2 separate regions of the Homo sapiens genome follow, and region 1 is linked to region 2. A link is a loop called in an ENCODE intact Hi-C map of the cell type or tissue named here. Cell type or tissue: endothelial cell of umbilical vein. All regions are shown on one strand. Links, peaks and the distances in the headings refer to the core of each region. The heading gives the core; the rest is flanking DNA. Region 1 has its middle 27 kb from the start of ASAP2. Region 2 overlaps ASAP2 (ArfGAP with SH3 domain, ankyrin repeat and PH domain 2).

Region 1 (4,392 bases), core at 254-4,253, 110 kb after region 2:
TATGTTAACTAGAATTTAACAGTGTTGTATACATAATCAGCCGTCAAAAATAATTTACTGAATGAAATTTGACGGTGGGTTTCTCAGGAGCAGGGGTCACGCAGTGTGATGTTTACTGGTGGACACCCATGATCCAGCCCCATGCAGATGTCCATACTCGTCAAATGGGTACTGGCTGATCAGATACATCAAAGGATGCCACCTGTCTATTCAAGCCTTCCAGGGCTCCCCTCTTCCTGCTAAGTCAATGCATGGACTGCTGAGCTTCTCTTTCAATTTACTTTATCAAATACCTCTGTATTAGTCAGGGTTCTTGCATTTTGAGAAATTAAAAACCCAATTCTAAAGACCTCAACCACCATAAAGGGAATTTATTGGCTTGCATAACTAAGAAGCGTAAATATCGGGAAGGGGGTCCATTGAGCCAGTGGGTTTGTAGCAGGCTGCCACATCCTAGGGTGTCTGTTCTCATGCTGCTAATAAAGACACCTGAGAATGGGTAATTTATAAAGGAAAGAGGTTTAATGGACTCACAGTTCCACATGGCTGGGGAAGCCTCACAATGATGAAGAAGGCAGAGGAGAAGCTAAGGCATGTTTTACATGGTGGCAGGCAAGAGGGTGTGTGCAGGGGAACTGCCCTTTATAAAACCATCAGATCTCATAAGACATTCATTACCATGAAAACAGTATGGGGAAGCCATCCCCATGATTCGATTATCTCCACCTGGCCCCACCCTTGACACGTGGAGGTTATTACAATTCAAGGTGAGATTTGGGTGGGGACACAGACAAACCATATCTATGCCTGAGGCAAGATCTGGAGCTAGGCAAAGTCAAGTGGGAGGTGAAGAAGCAGAGATGATGGGGAGGAGTGGGAGCAACTGATAGGAGTGTGAGGTCAATCCTTGGGTCCTGATTTTTCTGCAGTCCCCACGTGTTTGTATGAGCAGGGTGGGTCCATTTGTGGCAGCCACAATGGGTCCTGGTGGGTGTTCAGGGCTAAGGCTAGGACTGCTCAATCTGGAATCTGGAGGTGGGCGAAGGGAGGTGTTTGACAGTGCCTTATGGAAGTAGAATTGGTCAGGAACTTCCATCCTGCAAGAGAGCTATTTTCAGGTAACCCCAGCCCTCCACCCAGTGAAAATTATGTCCTTCCTTTTGAGAAGCCAGAGTTCAAGAACATCAGGGCTGCTGCCCTGAATAACTTTCTGTTATGCCTGAAATTGGGAACCTGCACCAGAGAGCTGTTTCCTGTGTCTTTCACTGTTATAACTTTGTCGTTGGTTCCTTCTTATCAACAACATGGGGTTTCTCCAATTTGTAGAGAATGAAGAGAAGTGGTGCAGGGTTGATGCAAACTGGCCTAGCTGCGAGGAAATGTGTGCATCCCCAGGACACAGAGCCAGGCCCTGGGGTTACAAAGCCAACGCAGTGTAAGCACCAAGAAATTAGTAACAACTGTAACCGCTCCAGGCACCTGCCAGTGTGCTGCCTGCGGTTCAATGCTGATGGATTCTCGTTGGTTAGTTGTGTGTTGTGTGTTGTGTACATGTGTATTAGGAACCCATGTATGTGTGTATGTGTAGGGGTGGAGGCACTACCAATATCAATTCAGACCATTTTCACAATAAACCGCCATGTCCTACAGGCCTGCTGGATCCTTGCGTGCCTTTTTTTGCTACTCCACCCAACATTGCAGAGGTGGAAGAGCTTCCTGAAGCCTGGGAGGGTCAGGGGAGGCCCATGGAAGTTGTGTGGCACTCCCCTGGGACTCAGATCCAGCTCATGTTTATTGAGGGCCTGCCCCAGTGACTAATCCTCCCACAACAGTGCTGGGGAGGCATTAGTGACTCAGGAAGGATATGGGACTTGTCCAAGGGCACACAGATTCCAACACGGGAGGTGCTTTTTCCACCACGCGGAGCCCAGACTCTGTGGCCAGACTACCTGGTTTGCACCCCAGCTAGGCACTTGCTAGCTGTGTGGACTTGGGCAAGTTACTTACTATCTCTGTGTCTGGGTTCTTCATCAAGGAATTACTTACTATGTTTAGCACAGAATAAATGCTATGTAAATGAACGCTTATCTTCTTAAGATGATTACATCACATGCTTCTGAAAATGATTTCCTCAGAAAAACAACATACTAGAAGAACACGAAGGCTGTTTTCAAATGGAACCTCAGTAAGATTAATCGTCTTGGGAAAATTGGCCTTCTCTTTCCTGCCTTGGTCAGTACGTCCCTTTCCAGGGGGCCCCTGTCTGGGACAAGGTCCTCATGGAGAAGGTCAGCCGAAGAGCTTCGCAGCTTTGCCCTCGTTGGCCTGAATTAGATGGTCTGATGGCTGCTTGGAAAAATGCACTGCATTTTTTATGTATTTTCCCCATCAAAACACGTCTGTTTCGTTCTCTTTTAAAGGGCGTCCATGAGTCATTTGGCAGGAACAAAGAAGCTTCAGTTTGCAACTTCCGTGGGGATACAGTTTAAACAGTGTGGGCTCACGTGGTTTTTTTTAAAATCTGAAAACATGCCTTAGAGGTGCCTTAAGCACCTGATGGCAGCTGTTCTCTCTTGACAGCTGGATTCCAAATGTAAATATTATTTGTCAGAACGTATCAGAATCATTTGCATGCAGATGTAGACAGCCATCCCACGGGTGTGCCGGGGAGGCGGGTCCAAGGCCCTTTCTGCTTGTTCAGTCTGGTGGAACACAGTGCGGTTTCCTAGACTGGTTCACTGCTGTGTTTCATAAGGAGCTCAAAAGCCAGGCCAGCATCATTTCTCTTCCTGAAGGCAACCCTCCAACTGTCCCACTCAATCCCAAAGTCATCAGCATGAGGCAGGAACCTGAGGCCAGGGGCCTGGGAGGAGAAGAGCAGGGAGTGAAGTCCCACAGGTCCCCTGAGCCCTGACACCTTCTCCCCTCAGCACCCCAAACCCAACCTGTCTGGGAGCAGACTCCCCTCCCTCAACTCCCGGGTGCACCTGTCACCTGTCCACACACAGCCACACACTGGGGGCTGGAACATGGGGTGAAGTGCACAGAGTTGGATTTGGGTACATGCCACTTCCTCTCTAGCAACTGGGGAGGTTACTTCACTTCTCTGCATCAGTTTCAGCTACCTCATAGGGTTGCTGTGAGAATTAGATTAAGTAAAGTGCTGTAAACCAAAAAGAAAACTCTAAATTCTAAGCCCCATAACTCTCTGAATGAGCCCCTCCTGTCAGCCAGGGGCCTTCCAAAGTCAACCTGAAAAACCAGTTCAGGCTGTGACAGGAATGTGGGGCTGGATATGCCTCATTACACCCTCCTCCCTTTTGGAATTACTGATAGAACACACTCTAAGTCTGATAAGAAACATTTACAATCTAGTCCCTCTAAAGCCTGCTCCCTGGAGGCTGCCTCTGCATAATGGGAACTTGGTCTCCACAACCCCTTATCTTAACCCAGACATTCCTTTCTATTGATTCTAGGTCTTTGGACAATAACTTGCCTTTTCGAATTGAACCAGTGTACATCTTACATGTACTGACTGATGCCTATGTCTCCCTAAAATGTATAAAACCAAGTTGTAATCCAGCCACCTTAGGCATGTGTTCTCAGCACCTCTTGAGGGCTGTGTCATGGGCATTGTTCACTGAGATTAGCTCAGAATAAATCTCTTCAAATATTTCACAGAGTTTCACTCTTTTTGTCAACAGCACTAACCCACATAATAAATGCTCATAGTAAATGCTCAGCACGTTACCTGTCATTGTCAATCAGTCAGTAAGTCCCATTGTCGCTTTCCTGAGTTACTACTCGGGACTTTCAACAGAGCTCCTCATTCTCATCCGATTTCAATCCATCCTCAACTTGGTTACAAGAGTTAGCTCCCTACATTCTTTTTTTTTTTTTTTTTTTTTTTTTTTTTGAGATAGAGTCTCGCTCTGTCACCCAGGCTGGAGTACAGTGGCGTGATCTCGGCTCACTGCAACCTCTGCTTCCCGGGTTCAAGCGATTCTCCTGCCTCAGCCTCCTGAGTAGCTGGGATTACAGGCACGTGCCACCGCACCTGGCTAATTTTTGTATTTTTAGTAGAGACGGGGTTTCACCACGTTGGTCAGGCTGGTCTTGAACTCCTGACCTCGTGATCCACCCACCTTGGCCTCCCAAAGTGCTGGGATTACAGGCGTGAGCCACTGCACCCGGCCGGGGTAGCTCCCTGAATTCTTATGTGACTCTGAATCTCCTTAAAACCCTCCATCCATTTCCCATTGCTTCAGGATAAAAACATAAGCATAAGATGAGAAAAAGCAGTGAGAATCCATTAACATTTGCCAGACCACAATAAACTGTGTTTTCTTGAGTTCAGTGATGCGATCTTGGCTCATTGCAACCTCGACCACC
Region 2 (4,392 bases), core at 193-4,192:
TGAGAATCACTTCAACCCAGGAGGCAGAGGTTGCAGTGAGCCGAGATCGTGCCACTGTGCACTCCAGCCTGGGTGACACAGCGAGACTCCATCTCAAAAGAAAATAAATAAATAAATAAATAAATAACATTAGAATATGTCTTTCTCTCCCAAAGCTTTCCCTGGACAAGGTGACGGGAGGGACACAGCCTTCGGAACTGAGTATACCTGTATCATCTTTGACAAGACAGAAGTAGCCACAACCAGAAGGGGTTGAACAAGAATGTCCTCCCTATTCATAACCCCTGAGAGCTCCCGTGCAGGATGAGCAACTGGAAGGATGCCTCTCACCGGCTTCTTCCTGCCACTTCCTCCGCCTTCTCCAACACCCCGGGCTTGTTCCACTTTCAATACCCATTTCCATCATCTTTCCTAGGAAGTCCCTTGGAATGTGATTCCTCAAGAAACAGCCAGTCTTTGTGGATGGTACCCCAGGATGTATCTAGTCTGGTTGTGTTCAGCACAGGCAGCTAGCAATGGAGTTCACTAATCAGGCCAAGGTGTGCGCTATTAAAATACAAAACCTGTTGTCTATGATCATCCCATCCTCTTTGATCCTGCCTTATATTAATGATCCCATCCTTCCAGTGATGTTCAAATGAGTTCAAAGTCTGTGTGAATAACTAAACGTCACCCCAATGACCTCCCTGTGAAGCTCCTACTGCTTGTAGGAGTACACTTGGAAGGCAGGTGAGAGGGTGAAGAGTGGAGACTGGGCTACTGCATATTTTTTTTTATGTTGATGGTTTCTGTCCCTTTAGGCTTTAGAGTACAGAATGTATCCGCATTTACTTTTATTCATTCATTGTGTGCTTCCATTACGGGTCAAGAATATTTCTGGTTACTAAAGAATAAAATCCAATCACACTGAAAGTCTATTCTCCAGCAAGCACTAATGAACACAAAGATTCATCAAACAGAGCCCCTACCCTCAAGAAGCAAGCATCCAATAAGTGAGAAAGACTCAGCCCATCAGTTCAGTGCAGCGACACAAAGGCAAGAAACAAAATGAGCTCTGGGGAATTCAAGGCGCTTGGTGTGTCCAGAGCATGGGGAAGGGCTGGAGAGTCAGGCAGGAGCCAGAGATGAGGAACTTCATCCCAGGTAACGGAGAGCAGCCAAAAGGCTTCTAAGAGATCTGCATTCAAGAAAGATAATAAACCTTGGTACCTGCCAACACACAACTTAGCAAGACAAAGATAAACATGCGAAAACAATCCACTGTGATGTAAATTACACGAGGTGGAAACACAGCACTCTATGGGGAAAGGAGTACATTTTCTGGGGGCTGGTAACAGAAAAGGCTTCTTGGAGCAGATGACATTTAGAGGAATTTCCTCATTGAAAATGTAGTATGGCATGAGATTAAAACTGAGCTACCAGCTGCTTGACTCACCCTAGACTCTCCTTAACCAGAGAGCTGCTTCCCTCCTAGGGGTGCTCTGAGACCAAATCAGGGAAGGAGAAGGGGGTTGGAGGTGGTGGGAAGGGGGTTTCACTAAAAAACTTGCAGGGCTCTCCTTTAGCCTGGAGACAGGCTACCCCAAGGTGTCTGGGGTTCAAAGCCAAGAGGTGAATTCAACATTTGTTGTATGGGGAGTACAAGCTATTAGAAATTTTACTCCCAATTATATTCACATCCTTTAATGGAGGAAGAGTTCATGTTGGCAAAGCAATCTGACTCGCTACATTACAGAATGTGCATTTTGCCAGGGTAAGCAGCTTTCAGCCCTTCATTTTTGCCACGTCATACCCCATGACCCCACGCTCACCACAGTGATGACTTAAAAACACACGCTGCCCCCACCCAACTCCATGGAGGGCACAGCCCCTGGGAAGCAAGCTGACTCCTGTGGTTTCACGAGATCCTGGAGCCTCACCCTCAGGGACAAGCAGCCCTTGGAAAGTACATGGTCTCTAAAGCCTCAGATAGTAGCTACCATGAACACTGTGGAGATGACATACGTGTAGAAATATCTTTCATCCTTACAACTCTGCAGGATTTTACAGATGAGGAAACAGATGAAGTCATCGTGTTGATTTGGTAGAAGATTTAAGCTCAAGGTCTGAGCTTTTTTGCTTGGTAGGTTGGGTTTGCGGACAGGTTTATGGGGGTATGGGCATCCCAAACAGTGTATGCAAAATTATGTAAAGGTACCTTTTCCTGGAGGGATCATCCAAAACAGCCTTCTTATTTTTACTGATGTCTATGATAACCAAAAGATTAAAGAACCACTGATGAAACTGCAGCCCCATGTCTTACAGATGCATGCGGCCAGCAGGTTGGCCCACAGACTGGCTGACTATAAAAGCCAGCCAAATTAAATAGCAGATACCTCTGAACCAAAGTATGATTCATGCCAACACTTGGACGTTAGTTAAGTCACAGACCTCTGTGTTCCTTCAGAGGTACCCTCCTTCCATGACTAATGCAGTGGTCACTGCGGACAGGATTCCACAAGTCACCATCTAAATTCCAATCATTGTTGTTAGCCAGCAGCGGGGAGAAGGCTGGACTCCAGAGTCTCACAACTGGAAGACATCTCCAGGGCCTTCGAGCCCACGTCCTCACCTCCCTCTATAACTTCCTCAGAGACAGAGGCCGTCCACCCGCTGCAGGAACCTTCCAACCACCAGCTCGCCGCTCAGTCTGCTCACCCAGTTATCCTCTCCCTCATATCTGAGTCAAGGCTTGCTCTTGTGAAAGCCTCCTCTAGAGAGGAACAAATACTATGTCTACCTTCCTCAGCCAGAGAAAGCCCTTCATGTACGCCCTCTCCTGCCCCTTCCGAAACCAGGAGCCCCGCGTCCTTCAGATATCCGTCCTACAAGGAGGTTTCTCCATCCCTAAGGTTTTCAGGTTCTTCTTTAAATGCTGCTCTTACAACTAAATAATGAAACAACAACCTTATTTATAAGCACCAAAGACTTCACTGAGGTCATGTGTGGCTCACCTTTGGGGCATGTGCCACGTACTGGCTCACACTGACCCTGTAATCAACCAAAACCACCTGGAATTTTTCAGAAGGACTACGATGGCTCAGCCAGGTGGCACGTAGGGTGTTCCCCACGTTGCTGCTTGTTTTCTCCACCGTGTGCCCCCAGCAACTTCCCGCCTCAGCACCAGGCAGCATGCCGCAGCAGTCAGAAGCAGAGACGGGACGCTCACCTGGTTTTGAATCTCAGCTCCTCCAACTGTTGGCTAGATGACACTGGCAGATCACTACTCAGTGCCTCTGTGAGCTCATCTGTCAATGGACAGGACCCAACTCACAAGGCTGTAAGGATGGAATTCACATAAAGTTTTTATTTAGCTTTATAATACAAATATTCTAACAAATACCTCATGAGTATTTATTACCACTATGCTTCTACCCTCGTTTGTGAATATCAATAAAAATATTCTTTATCATCATTTATCATCTATTCCTTTTTAATCACACACGGTGTACATAAATTTTGCATCCTGAATTTTATTGCTGAAGATTTCATCACAAGCATTTCTCTTCCTGTTGCTGTATAAACATAATTCCAGCAAGCAGCTAAATCCTAATTCAGCTATATATAGGAGGCATCCAATTTCTCACTTTGATAAGCAGTGCAACAACAAAGTGAACATCTTTGTGCATGGATCTCCTTCCACAAAAAGATTGTTATTTTTCTTGATGTGTACCACCAAACTGCTTTCCAGAAACTCTGCGTGCATGTTTTCAGTGCCACAACAATGGAGCAGAGTACTAGTTACTGTAAGCTTGCCAAACAGTAAAGATTATTCTGATTTTGTTATTTTCTCATGTAACAGGTAGAAATCAGATACAGTATATATATATATATTTTTTTTTTTCCTTTTTTAAAAAAAATCCTTTTCCTTTTTTTCTGTTTTGGAGACAGGGTCTCACTCTGTCACCCAGGATGAAGTGCAGTGGTGCAGTTTCAGCTCACTGCAGCCTCAACCTCCCAGGTTCATGTAATCTTCCTGCCTCACCCTCCCAAACAGCTGGGACTACAGGCATACACCATCATGCCCAGCTAATTTTTGTATTTTTTTGTAGAGGCAGGGTTTCGCCATGTTGCCTAGGCTGGTCTTCAACTCCTGAGCTCAAGCGATCCATCTGCCTCAGCCTCCCAAAGTGCTAGGATTACAGGCGTGAGTCACCGTGCCCAGCCAGTATCTTCTTAATGCACAGTGAAACTTCATTTCCTCAACTATTATATATATTTGTTCTGAACTGCCCTGTTCTAATTGATAATATCTACAATAGAAATAGTTTTCTGTATGAATTTGAAGTGTATTTTAATATCATATTCCAATTAACACTGCAAACAACAGGCAGGAACACACACACAAAGTTG

The links. Hi-C counts contacts between places; a loop is a spot of excess contacts. Peaks named below come from ENCODE experiments on the same cell type or tissue, not always from the same donor. Only the 100,000 strongest peaks of a DNase experiment are listed, where the experiment ranks them.
Region 1: it touches region 2 in a loop (5-fold over the local background); 3 of 110 quality-filtered maps call a loop at or near these places.

Annotation. Positions count from the first base shown.
Region 1 is chr2:9,177,429-9,181,820 of GRCh38, reverse strand. No RefSeq gene overlaps it. Among named protein-coding and RNA genes, the nearest start is that of ASAP2, 27 kb to the left of the region's middle. RefSeq lists an enhancer at 1,075-2,274. In endothelial cell of umbilical vein, for the core only: no CTCF peak of the experiment used is centred there; DNase peaks (open chromatin) are centred at 2,110, 2,130 and 2,250; H3K27ac peaks cover 1,755 bases.
Region 2 is chr2:9,285,929-9,290,320 of GRCh38, reverse strand. All of the region lies in intron 2 of ASAP2 (ArfGAP with SH3 domain, ankyrin repeat and PH domain 2), which reads right to left. Among named protein-coding and RNA genes, the nearest start is that of ASAP2, 81 kb to the right of the region's middle. RefSeq lists an enhancer at 1,828-3,027. In endothelial cell of umbilical vein, for the core only: a CTCF peak has its summit at 2,484; DNase peaks (open chromatin) are centred at 1,920 and 2,460; H3K27ac peaks cover 3,012 bases.